3 separate regions of the Homo sapiens genome follow, and regions 1 and 3 are each linked to region 2. Evidence: chromatin contacts called from ENCODE Hi-C or POLR2A ChIA-PET data. All regions are on one chromosome and are shown on one strand. The core of a region is the stretch at or near the end of the contact, and the rest is flanking DNA. Distances in the headings are between cores, read along the strand shown. Region 1 overlaps FAM193A (family with sequence similarity 193 member A). Region 2 holds the start of GRK4 (G protein-coupled receptor kinase 4). Region 3 overlaps RGS12 (regulator of G protein signaling 12).

What was found. A loop is a pair of places that touch in the nucleus more often than their neighbours do. ChIA-PET counts read pairs that join two places held with the same protein, here RNA polymerase II (POLR2A). Pooled maps may share reads with other maps.
Region 1: a loop to region 2 is called in a map of B cell, with 4 times the contacts of the local background. The contact joins the enhancer-like site here to the promoter of GRK4 in region 2. A Hi-C loop is called at or near these places in 1 of 168 maps with a recorded cell type or tissue (B cell), 1 of 37 single-sample maps with no recorded cell type and 3 of 50 pooled maps.
Region 3: a loop to region 2 is called in a pooled map, with 9 times the contacts of the local background. The contact joins the enhancer-like site here to the promoter of GRK4 in region 2. A Hi-C loop is called at or near these places in 2 of 37 single-sample maps with no recorded cell type and 4 of 50 pooled maps. POLR2A ChIA-PET finds 5 or more read pairs at or near these places in 1 of 52 experiments (activated T-cell).

What each region holds. Positions count from the first base shown.
Region 1 is chr4:2,597,563-2,600,600 of GRCh38, forward strand. The region is part of intron 2 of FAM193A (family with sequence similarity 193 member A); the gene reads left to right. Among named protein-coding and RNA genes, the nearest start is that of FAM193A, 62 kb to the left of the region's middle. RefSeq lists enhancers at 1-92, 93-1,045. Within about 2 kb of position 1,254, at least 15 of the 41 ENCODE cell types and tissues checked have a DNase peak (open chromatin) inside an H3K27ac peak, as active enhancers do; they include B cell, where a contact is called at or near this core.
Region 2 is chr4:2,961,550-2,964,904 of GRCh38, forward strand. It overlaps GRK4 (G protein-coupled receptor kinase 4), which reads left to right and starts at 2,022. Exons shown (of 16, transcript NM_182982.3): 1 at 2,022-2,573. The coding sequence starts at 2,522. NOP14 (NOP14 nucleolar protein) reads right to left here and starts at 1,857. Exons shown (of 18, transcript NM_001291978.2): 1 at 1,576-1,857. The coding sequence starts at 1,770. RefSeq lists enhancers at 415-484, 1,515-2,048, 2,049-2,582 and silencers at 2,045-2,474, 2,645-2,694.
Region 3 is chr4:3,387,596-3,390,592 of GRCh38, forward strand. All of the region lies in intron 4 of RGS12 (regulator of G protein signaling 12), which reads left to right. Among named protein-coding and RNA genes, the nearest start is that of HGFAC, 53 kb to the right of the region's middle. RefSeq lists enhancers at 365-634, 1,325-1,474. Within about 2 kb of position 1,441, at least 14 of the 41 ENCODE cell types and tissues checked have a DNase peak (open chromatin) inside an H3K27ac peak, as active enhancers do.

The sequences.
Region 1 (3,038 bases), core at 4-2,503, 360 kb before region 2:
GATCTCATTTCCCAGCCCCCGGCTTGTCTTGGTAATGGATAGTTTGTCAGATGAGCCATTCTCTCCTCACCAGAAACAGTGACCTTGGGAACAGCAGAGGTGTAGTGTTGGCCTGTGTTTGTGGATTCGGACCAGCTGTTGCTTTGTAGGTCAGCCTCTTTGTTGGAGCTGGCCTTTAAAAAAATAACATGATTTACCTTCCATTAAGATTCACTCTTTTTTTACTTAAAAAATGTTCACTACCACAGCTAAGCTACAGAACATTTGCATCACCCCATAAAATCCCCTTGTTCCCCTTGGTAGTCACTTCCCTTCCCCCGTCCTAGCCTCTGGTAACCACTCACCTGAATTTTTTTTTTTGAGACAGAGTCTCGCTCTGTCACCCAGGCTGGAGTGCAGTGGCACAATCTTGGCTCACTGCAACCTCCGCCTCCCGGGTTCAAGCAATTCTTCTGCCTCAGCCTCCCCAGTAGCTGGGACTACAGGCACGCGCCACCATGCCCAGCTAATTTTTGTATTTTTGGTAGAGATGGGGTTTCACCATGTTGGCCATTATGGTCTCGATCGTGATCCGCCCGCCTCTGCCTTCCATAGTGCTGGGATTATAGGCATGAGCCACCGCGCCTGGCCTGACCTGATTTTTGTTCCTACAGTTTTGCTTTTTCCAGAGTGTCACATATACTTCTGTAACTTGCATAATGCTTTTGAGAGTTACCCAAAATGTTGCATGCATCCGTAGTTTCTCTTTTTTATTGAGTAATTTTACAGATAAACCAATTTATGCATTCACCAATTAATTGATGGATGTTTGTGTTGTTCCCACGTTTGGGCTATTTTGAAAAAAGCTGCTATGAACATTATTTTTCTTCTGTGGACATCCTTTTTATGTGTTGCTGGATTGATTTGCTAAAGTTATGTTAATGATTTTTGCATCTGTGCTCATGAAGGCTGTCTGTAGGCCTCTTGTCTTACAGTGGCCTTCGGGGTCTCATAAAATGAGTTAGAATGTGTTCCTGTTTCTTCTCCTTTCTGGAAGACTGTGTTAGAATTGGTATTATCATCTCTTCCTTAAACGTTATTGGTTCTTGCTTTCTGTTTCTCTTGTTCTGTTTGGTCAAATGCCAGACAGTGTGCAGAGAGCATCAGGCTGAGGTTGTTTCCTGTGTCCTGTTGTGCACCTGGGAGGCCAGGTCAGTGCATTTGGCCTCAGCTGGGCTGTCTCTAGCACTGTGCGTGCTCGTGTGGGCCTGTAGAGGGGAGTCTCTCTCTACTTCCTCCTTGGCAAGGTCTCCGATGGTGGCATCTTCTCAGTTCCCCCCTCTAGCCTGACTCTTGGGCAGCTCTGTGCTCACGGCCTTGGGGGCAGCTTTCCCAGCGAGCCCACCTCTGCCCGGTGGCAGCCAGACTCTGCCTTGTATCTGCAGGGGTCTGACCGGCCCCGTGTCTTGTGCTGGTCCTGGCCTGTGTGTGGCACACGCCTTTCTCCAGGACAAGGAGAAAGGCATGTTTCCTTCCTCTCTGCTAGTGGATTAGCTGGAGACTTGGGTGCAGGTCTCCTGGGAATGAGTGGGAACATTCGTTTTGGGGCTTTCCAGGGGTTAGACTCCCACACTTGACACTCTCAACCTTTCAGAATTTGTTTAAAGTTAAACTGTTTTTTTTTTTTCTAACCACTTTTATGGCCTCCTTCCACTTTCCTTCCTCTGTCAAAGGTGAAACAGTAAGTGTGTCCCCTTCTCCCTGGAGGGGCTGCTGCACTTTGTTGTGTAGTTCCCTCCGGCAGCCTGGTCACTTCGGCTCTCTGATGGCCCAGAGATAGGATTTTATCAATTGTCCTGCTCTGTCTCTGGTCAGGGCTCTGGTCAGGGCTCAGAGTGCACGGCTCTCCTGCAGCTTTCTGCATCCAGAGGGGAAGTGGGGCTGAATTGCTGTCTTCTAGATAAGCATTCTGTTATCAGCAGTTGTAGGAGAATATTGGTGGGAATTTATCTTAACATCTTGCCTGACAGTTGCACGTTGCAAATTTCTCTGGAGACCTCTTCTTCCAAGATTGACCCATCCTAGCATCACGTCCTAGACATAGTCGTGCCTGGAAACCTAAGAAATCTCCATTTCAAACTTTCATCTTGATCATTGTCTGTCTTTGTAGCTCACTTGCTTGTCTTCTCTTGCCATAGTTTTTTTTTTTTTTTGAGACAGAGTCTTGCTCTGTTGCCCAGGCTGGAGTGCAGTGGTGCAATCTCAGCTCACTACAACCTCACTTCCTGGGTTCAAGAGACTATCGTGCCTCAGCCTCCCGAGTAGCTGGGACTATAGGCATGCGCCATCACACCTGGCTAATTTTTTTTTTTTTTTAGAGACACAGTCTCGCTCTGTCACCAGGCTGGAATGCAGTGGTGCGATGTTGGCTCACTGCAACCTCTGCCTCCTGGGTTCAGGTGATTCTCATGCCTCAGCCTCCCGAGTACCGGGGACTATAGGCGCGCAACACCACACCTGGCTGATCTTTGTATTTAGTAGAGACAGGGTTTCGTGATGATGGCCAAGCTGGTCTCAAACTCCTGGCCTCAAATGATCTACCTACCTTGGCCTCCCAAAGTGCTGGGATTACAGGCGTGAGCCACTGCGCCTGACCTGCCATAGTTCTTTGACCTCATCCATCCCTATCAGTCCATGGATTCCATTCCTGTTAGGTTTATCACGTCTCCCCGACCTCACTCCTAGGAGCCTGAGTTCCCGGACTTGGCACTGTGGCTCTTCCGTGGCTCTCAGGCAAAGGCCCTGAACTTTTTTTGGTTATGCTGGTCCAGCCCTGTCTCTTCCCTCCATGTGGCAGAATATTCATGGAGAAAATTGCTGGCCTCAGTTTACTGCTTCCTCTTCATAACTTCATGACTGCAAACCATGCATGGGCATCTAGTGCGTTTTTCTGGCTTAAGTACCTCCCCAAACTCCTTGGCAGGAACCCTTCCTTTTCCTTGCTTCTTAGACTACGTGTACCCTCTTTACCCACCCCTTGCTCAGCTCAGCTATTGACC
Region 2 (3,355 bases), core at 772-3,271:
CCTACACGCGTTATCAAGCTTGGAGTCAACTGGACGACCTGCTGTCCCTCAGACAGCTGTGAGTGCCACACTTCACCATACCGGGACAATGTGCCTTTGCATGTGTGTCCTCTGCCCACCCTGGGCCCATGAACAGCTCACTCCCCTTGCAAAACTTGACTGTAACTCCCTCTAGAAGAATTTTTGGACTTTCCTAACTATTACACTTTTTCCTGACCGGGATCTCCTAAGGCACTCAGGTTCCATCTTTGATTTCTTCAAATATTTGTGTTTCTTCCAAGGGCCAAGCATTGGAGATCCAAAAAGGAGCAGCAATTCCCGTCCCCGTCCCAGGCCTTCAGCACAGGGCAGGGAGGTGGATCTGCTCAATACCAGAAGTTTGAGCAACCTGTCCTATTTGGGTTACATAGCTTGGGTGGTGAACCTGAGCTGGCCCTTTAGAGACTTTCGGAGGTAAGGCAGACCTTTTGGACAAACTGAGTTGCAAGAGGCGAAGCAAGGACAACAGCCAGACTGTGCGGGACTCGAACGACAAGCCAAGAAGGTTAAGAATAACAGTATTTAGAGAACACTTGCTGTGTGCTCTATGTGCTATCTTACTTAATTCTCACAAACCACCACGAGGGGTAGGATGTATACTATCATCTCTACTTTTGAAATGAGAAAACTGAGGCTTCAGTGGTGAAGACAAATGTGTCTCTTCTAGGGAACCACACTACCTTATTCTCCCACCCCGGCCCGGGGGTGTGTAATGAGGGACTCCTATCGAAGTCAGCTGTAAGTCTATCTTGCCTATTCATTATACAGGCTGTCGTCTTCGCGCAGTAAGGATAATATGTGTTTTGATTCAAAGACCATCCAGCTTGCACACTGTGATGAACAGAGATCAGGAGCTCATGAAGGCAAGGGCAAGTCTTATTTACCTTTATCTCCCCGAACCTAGAAGCGAGGTCAAACAGAAGCGCTCGGGGTAGCAAGAAGGCTTTGTAGATATTGAAATGTGAATGCATGCCCAGCCCTTACCAGGTGCGTGACCTTAGGAAATGCACTTGTCCTTTCTGTGCCTTAATTTTTTCACCAACCTGCTAATGTATGTTCCTCAGTGAAAATTTAAAAAAAAAAAAGTTAAAAAAACTAGGAAGCAATGAGTTTCCATAGAGTTACTTCCCAAGGAACAAGGTTACGCGCTTCGGGAGAGAGCCGATGAAACATCAAACGCAGCATCCTACACAGCCCCTATCCACCGTCCCCAAACCTGCAGAGCTCAAAGTAAACGCGGAAGGGTTAACAAGCAGCTTGGTCCAGGGCGCCGCCCGAAGTGACTGACTCGGCCTGACCCGGTTGGAGGAGTCGCCGAAATAACACGAGTGCAGGGTCTCCAAGACGGCGAGAGTTTCCAGGTCACTCCAGCTCAGAGAACAGCAGAGGCTTTCGGACTATCAAGTCAGTGCCGTGTGCCTGTCACGGCCTGTGCCGCTCAACGAGGAAACCGACGCACCGAGAAGGACGCAGCCGGCCGAGAGCAGCGTGGGGTCCAGATCCTGCCTTCCGGCTCCCCGTGCGCCCCCCGCTTACCTTCCTGAGGGCCCGTGCGCGAGACACCCCGGGCAGTCCCACGTCGTGGCGCGTCTTCCGGCCCAGGATCTGGAACTTCTGCCTGTTAACTTTCACCTCGAACGGATTGGAGTTGGCCTTCGCCGGGCCCCCTCGCGCTCCCGCCGGCGCCCCGGAGGCCTTCCTTCGCGCCCCGACCTTCTTCGCCTTCGCCATGGCGCGCGCCCCGCTGCGCCCAAGGGCCCGAGACCCGAAGAGAGACAGGCGCGCGCTACCCTAAGACACGTGCCGGGCCGCGGAACCGCTTCCTCGTCTCGCGAGAACAGCGCAGCACCTCCGACTCGCGAGAAGTAAACACCGCGCCCGCAGGCTCGGCTTACTCGCCGATAGGCTCAGCGACTACAACTCCCAGCAGGCCACGCGCCGCGGCCCGCCGTGTACTCTTGGCGCAGGGCCTTCTGGGAGCTGTAGTGCCCCGGCCGCGGCGGCGAGGGGCGCTCCCTCTTCAGCTAAGCCGTTAGCGCCGAGCCCGCCCGGGAGCGGGTCGCCGGCCGCGGCGGGCGCCCCTGCCAGTGAGCCCCTGTCCGAAGTGAGCCACGGCATTGACTCGGGGCTGCCCGGGGGCAGGGCACTGAGGAGGGAGTTGCGCGCGCGAGGCGAGGGCGATGGGGCCAAGAAGAACCGGGGCGATAGCGCGGCAGCGGTGACAGCTGGGACCCGCCGCGGTCGGGCTGCCCCCTCCCCTCGCCCCGACCGCTCCCCTGCTGGTGAGGGCCTGCGGAGGCGGCGGCGGCGGCGCCCTTGGTGGCAGTGGTGGCGGCGGAGCAGCCTCCCGGGATCGTGTCCGGAGCTCGAGGAGAGGGTGGTGCCCGGCGAGCTATGCACGGGGGCGGCGGCGTCTCCTCCTGTTCCGCCTCCTCAGTCTCCTCGGTCTCGCAGAATCCGCCGGCGGCGGCGGCGCCAGGACATGGAGCTCGAGAACATCGTGGCCAACTCGCTGCTGCTGAAAGCGCGTCAAGGTGGGTGCGCGGCAGGCGCCCCCGACCCCCCCCCCAGAGAACCCCGAATCCCGGGGAACCCTGGCCCCCCTGAAGGAACCCGACATCCCCGGAGAACCCCGATTTCCCTGGAGAGCCCCGACACCTCCCACTGGGGGAACCCAGATCTGCACGGAGCCGGAGCCGGGGTCTGTGCAGTGTGGTCAGGCTGCCCGGGCCAGGTCCCAGTCCCCATCTCCTGGCCCAGATGAGAGAAGTCTGCGCTTTGCTCTTCTTAGTCTTGCCCTGTGTCCTTGTCCTGTCCTCTCGGTGTGACCTCGGTGACAGTGTTGCTTCAGGATGCGGCAGGCAGTGTCCTGCTTGTGTTGGACAACCTGTCCCACCAAAAAAGAACGGCGTCTTTATGGTCTTAAGGGGGACAAAGAATAGCAGCCTGGGAACTACTCTGGGCGAGAACCTTCCGATAATGATTGTAGGGCAATGTTATTTTTAACATAGCTGCTTGGTTTTGAGGTTTGATCTGAGGCTCTATGGTGTGTCAAGTGTGCTTTAGCACGACGTGGTCACAGATGGACAAGTTGGCAAAAATTCAGCCTTTTATCATTATTAAAGTGAGGCAGAAATTTAAAAATAGTAATAAGTACTGCATTCATTCACTCCAAGAAAAGAAAAAGCCAAGGCCCAGAATGTGGCAAGGCAAGGGTTAAAAAGAAAAGAAGAACAAGTTTTCTTTTGCTTAGCAAGCTCACTTTAAGGACAGTTATAAGATAACGCTGTTCTGTTTGAGAAGTCGAATCCAAAGG
Region 3 (2,997 bases), core at 191-2,690, 430 kb after region 2:
TCTATTTCCTATTTTATGTACAATGAAAATCATGTCATTTAATCAGTCTTAAGGTGGAGGGAGGATAAACTTCCTTAATGAAAAGAAACAGGACCCGGAACCAAATCCAGGATAAAGTGACCGGTGTTTTGAATGATCTGTTCATGCTTTCTCTTTCTGCCGTGTTCTCACTTCTCCTTTCTGGCAGAAGACATTCATTTCTTGCAGGCAATTTATACATGAAAGATTTGCCTAATATGTTTAGTTTCACCATATATAATAAGTTTTATTTGCCTCCAAAAGATTGCTTCTGTCAGCAATAGATGCAGGAACCCAGAGTTGTGTTATGTGTCCATTTTACAGTTGTTTAAAAACCTGCACCTCCCAAGGGTGGGAAGTCTCTAGCTCCTCGCCGTGCTGGCTCTGTGTGTCCCTCTGAGGAAGTGTGTCCTGGCTCCTCGCCACGCTGGCTCTGTGTGTCCCTCTGAGGAAGTGTATCCTGGCCACGCAGAGATCCCCTGGTGCTAGGGCTTTCCACCCCCTGCTCCTCCTTCTTTTCCCAGTGTCAGACCCTGGGGCCACTGGGACAGGCCCGTCCCTCCATGGAGAGCCCCAGTCACAGAGGAGGAGACGGGAGGGAGGAGGAGACGGGAGGGAGGAGGAGACGGGAGGGAGGAGGAGACGGGAGGGAGGAGACAGTCATCAGCACACCCTGAATTTCAGGAACCGCAGTGGGCGGGCTGGATGTTTATTTAGTTCCTTTTTGTGTTTTTGTTATTTTTCCATCTTCAGTTTCTTTGCTTATAAGAGTAAAAAGAGCCAGTTATCTTGTTTAATGTGCACATGAGCTCTAGATCGGTGTCACATTCTGCCGTTGTTAGATGTAGGGCACCGAGGCAGAGTGGGGAGATCCAGCAGCTCACAGTAGTCTGCAGGTGAGATGGCCAGACTCAGGCCTGCAGGGGAAAGCCCTGGCTGAGAGGCCCCTCCACCCTGGCTCCCACCCACCCCCCAGCCCTGGGCCTCCACACGCCCAGCCCCATGGTCCTGGAGAGTCCCCCGCTCCAGCCCTGGACCCTCCAGCGCCTGCAGCCCCTGCTGCCCCTTCTGGTGCCTCAGGCAGAAAGAGGCCCCCTCCCCCACACCCTGCCCTCCACGGCAGTGACAGGAGCCTGGGCGGGGTCGGGGTGGGGGGGTGGTCCCAGGGAAACTCTGGCTGTGTTTCCACACAGAGATCTTTTTATAGGCTGTGGTCAGTGGGAGACTCAGTGCACTGAGGTGGGCCTGGGAACTCCAGCACCCCAGTGTTTTTATGGGAAAAATGCTCCCCGAGTTCCAAGGAGGGACTGAGGAGTTGGCTTGGGGAGCAATCTGCTCAGCTGGGCTGTCTCTGCCTGGTCATCCTGTCTAGTTTTGGTGATTAATAGATCACTCACTTAGAAATATTTTGTGTTCAACGAGCCGTGCCAGTGAGAGAGTTCGTGTTCATGCCACGGTTTCATTCTGTGACGCGTATCGTGCTTTTATAGCTTAGGCTCTCGCTGGAGAGTTTTAGTTTTGTGGCTCGGTTTTAAGGAAGTTGGACTATGCTATTTTGGCAATCTTTGTCAAGTTGGAGTGTGTTTTTTCACTTTTTCAGAAGAAAGGGGCTGATAATGGCCACCCGTTTGTAGCCAAAGAGTGCCCTCGGGAAAAAGGGTTACAGCTGGTCTCTGGGGGGCACGGCAGGGCTGTGGGTGGGGGCAGGGAGCAGATTCCAGCTGGAGAGAAGGAAGCACATTCTAGCATTATAGAGAGGCTTAGCAGGGGAATGGTCTGCCTTGTGGGAAGTTATTCAGACAGAAGTGTGAGGTCGAGCTGGAGGGAGATGGGGCGTTGTGAAGAAATGAGAAAAGGAAGATGCCCGGTTGCTCCTGGAAAAAGGAACCTCTCACCTCTCCTGGTCTGGCTCTGCACAGAGCTGGAGCCGCGGCCGCACAGAAGCCCGTTCTTGTGGCTTCCTCCGTTGGTCAAGCTCTGTGCCAAGAGGCCTGCCAGAATCCCCTCACCCACTGCAGCCTCCACAGGTGGATGTTCCCGCTGTGACCACCTCACCTTCTGAAGTCGGGGTGTGGAGACTATCGGGGAGCTCCCAGAGCGCCCACCTCCTCCTGCGTACGGCGTCTGTGCCAGCAGGAAAGCCGGGGAACTGTGCGGCTCTGGCTTTGGGGGACGGTGGCAGGTCCACATGACACCCCACATACATGACCCCGGTGCTCCAGCTGCTTCTCAAACACTCCGTTCTCGCAGCCTCACCCTGGGGACCCCCGACACGTACTAGTCGCAGTCCTCCATCCCCATGTCCTCCTCATGCCTTGTGCCTCAGCTCTGCCCTGACCCCACTCTGTCCACTCAGCTGCCCCCCTACTCGTCCTCCATGCAGACCTCAGTCTTGGCCCTGTCTCTGCAGCCATCCTCCCGCTCCCTTCTCCTGAACGCTGGTGGTTGCCCCCACAGCAGCAGCAGTGATCTGCCCAGCCCCTGCACTGGACCCCTCCACCAGCTCAGAGCCCCTGTTCCCCCAACCATCCTGCGTCCCACCCTGGTCTCCAATGGTGCCTCAGGCACATGCGGTTTCCCTCTTCCCTTCCTGACCACCTGCCCCCATCCTGAGCGATGGCCACTGTCAATTTCCTGCCCGTGCTAGGGGCAGCTTCCATCATTTTAATTATTCATCTGTGTTGGTGCTTTTGTCCCCCCAGCTGGTGTGACCTCCACGTGGCAGGTCAGAGTTGTCCCGGCACCCGGCACAGCGGCTGGCACGAGAGCTGTCTGTTGAGTGAATGATCGGGTGTTCAGCAGACATCAGCCAGAGCGTCAGGGCGAGGCTTGGGCGGGGACAGTGGCTTTCAGTGATTTTCCTTTTAGTCGTGAAACCTTCTCAAAAAGCACACACAAGCACAGAAGCAGAAACTCCTGTGTGACTGGTGTTGCGGGGTGGACCCACTGCCGCCGCCTCCTCCTGGGCTGCTCTGCGCG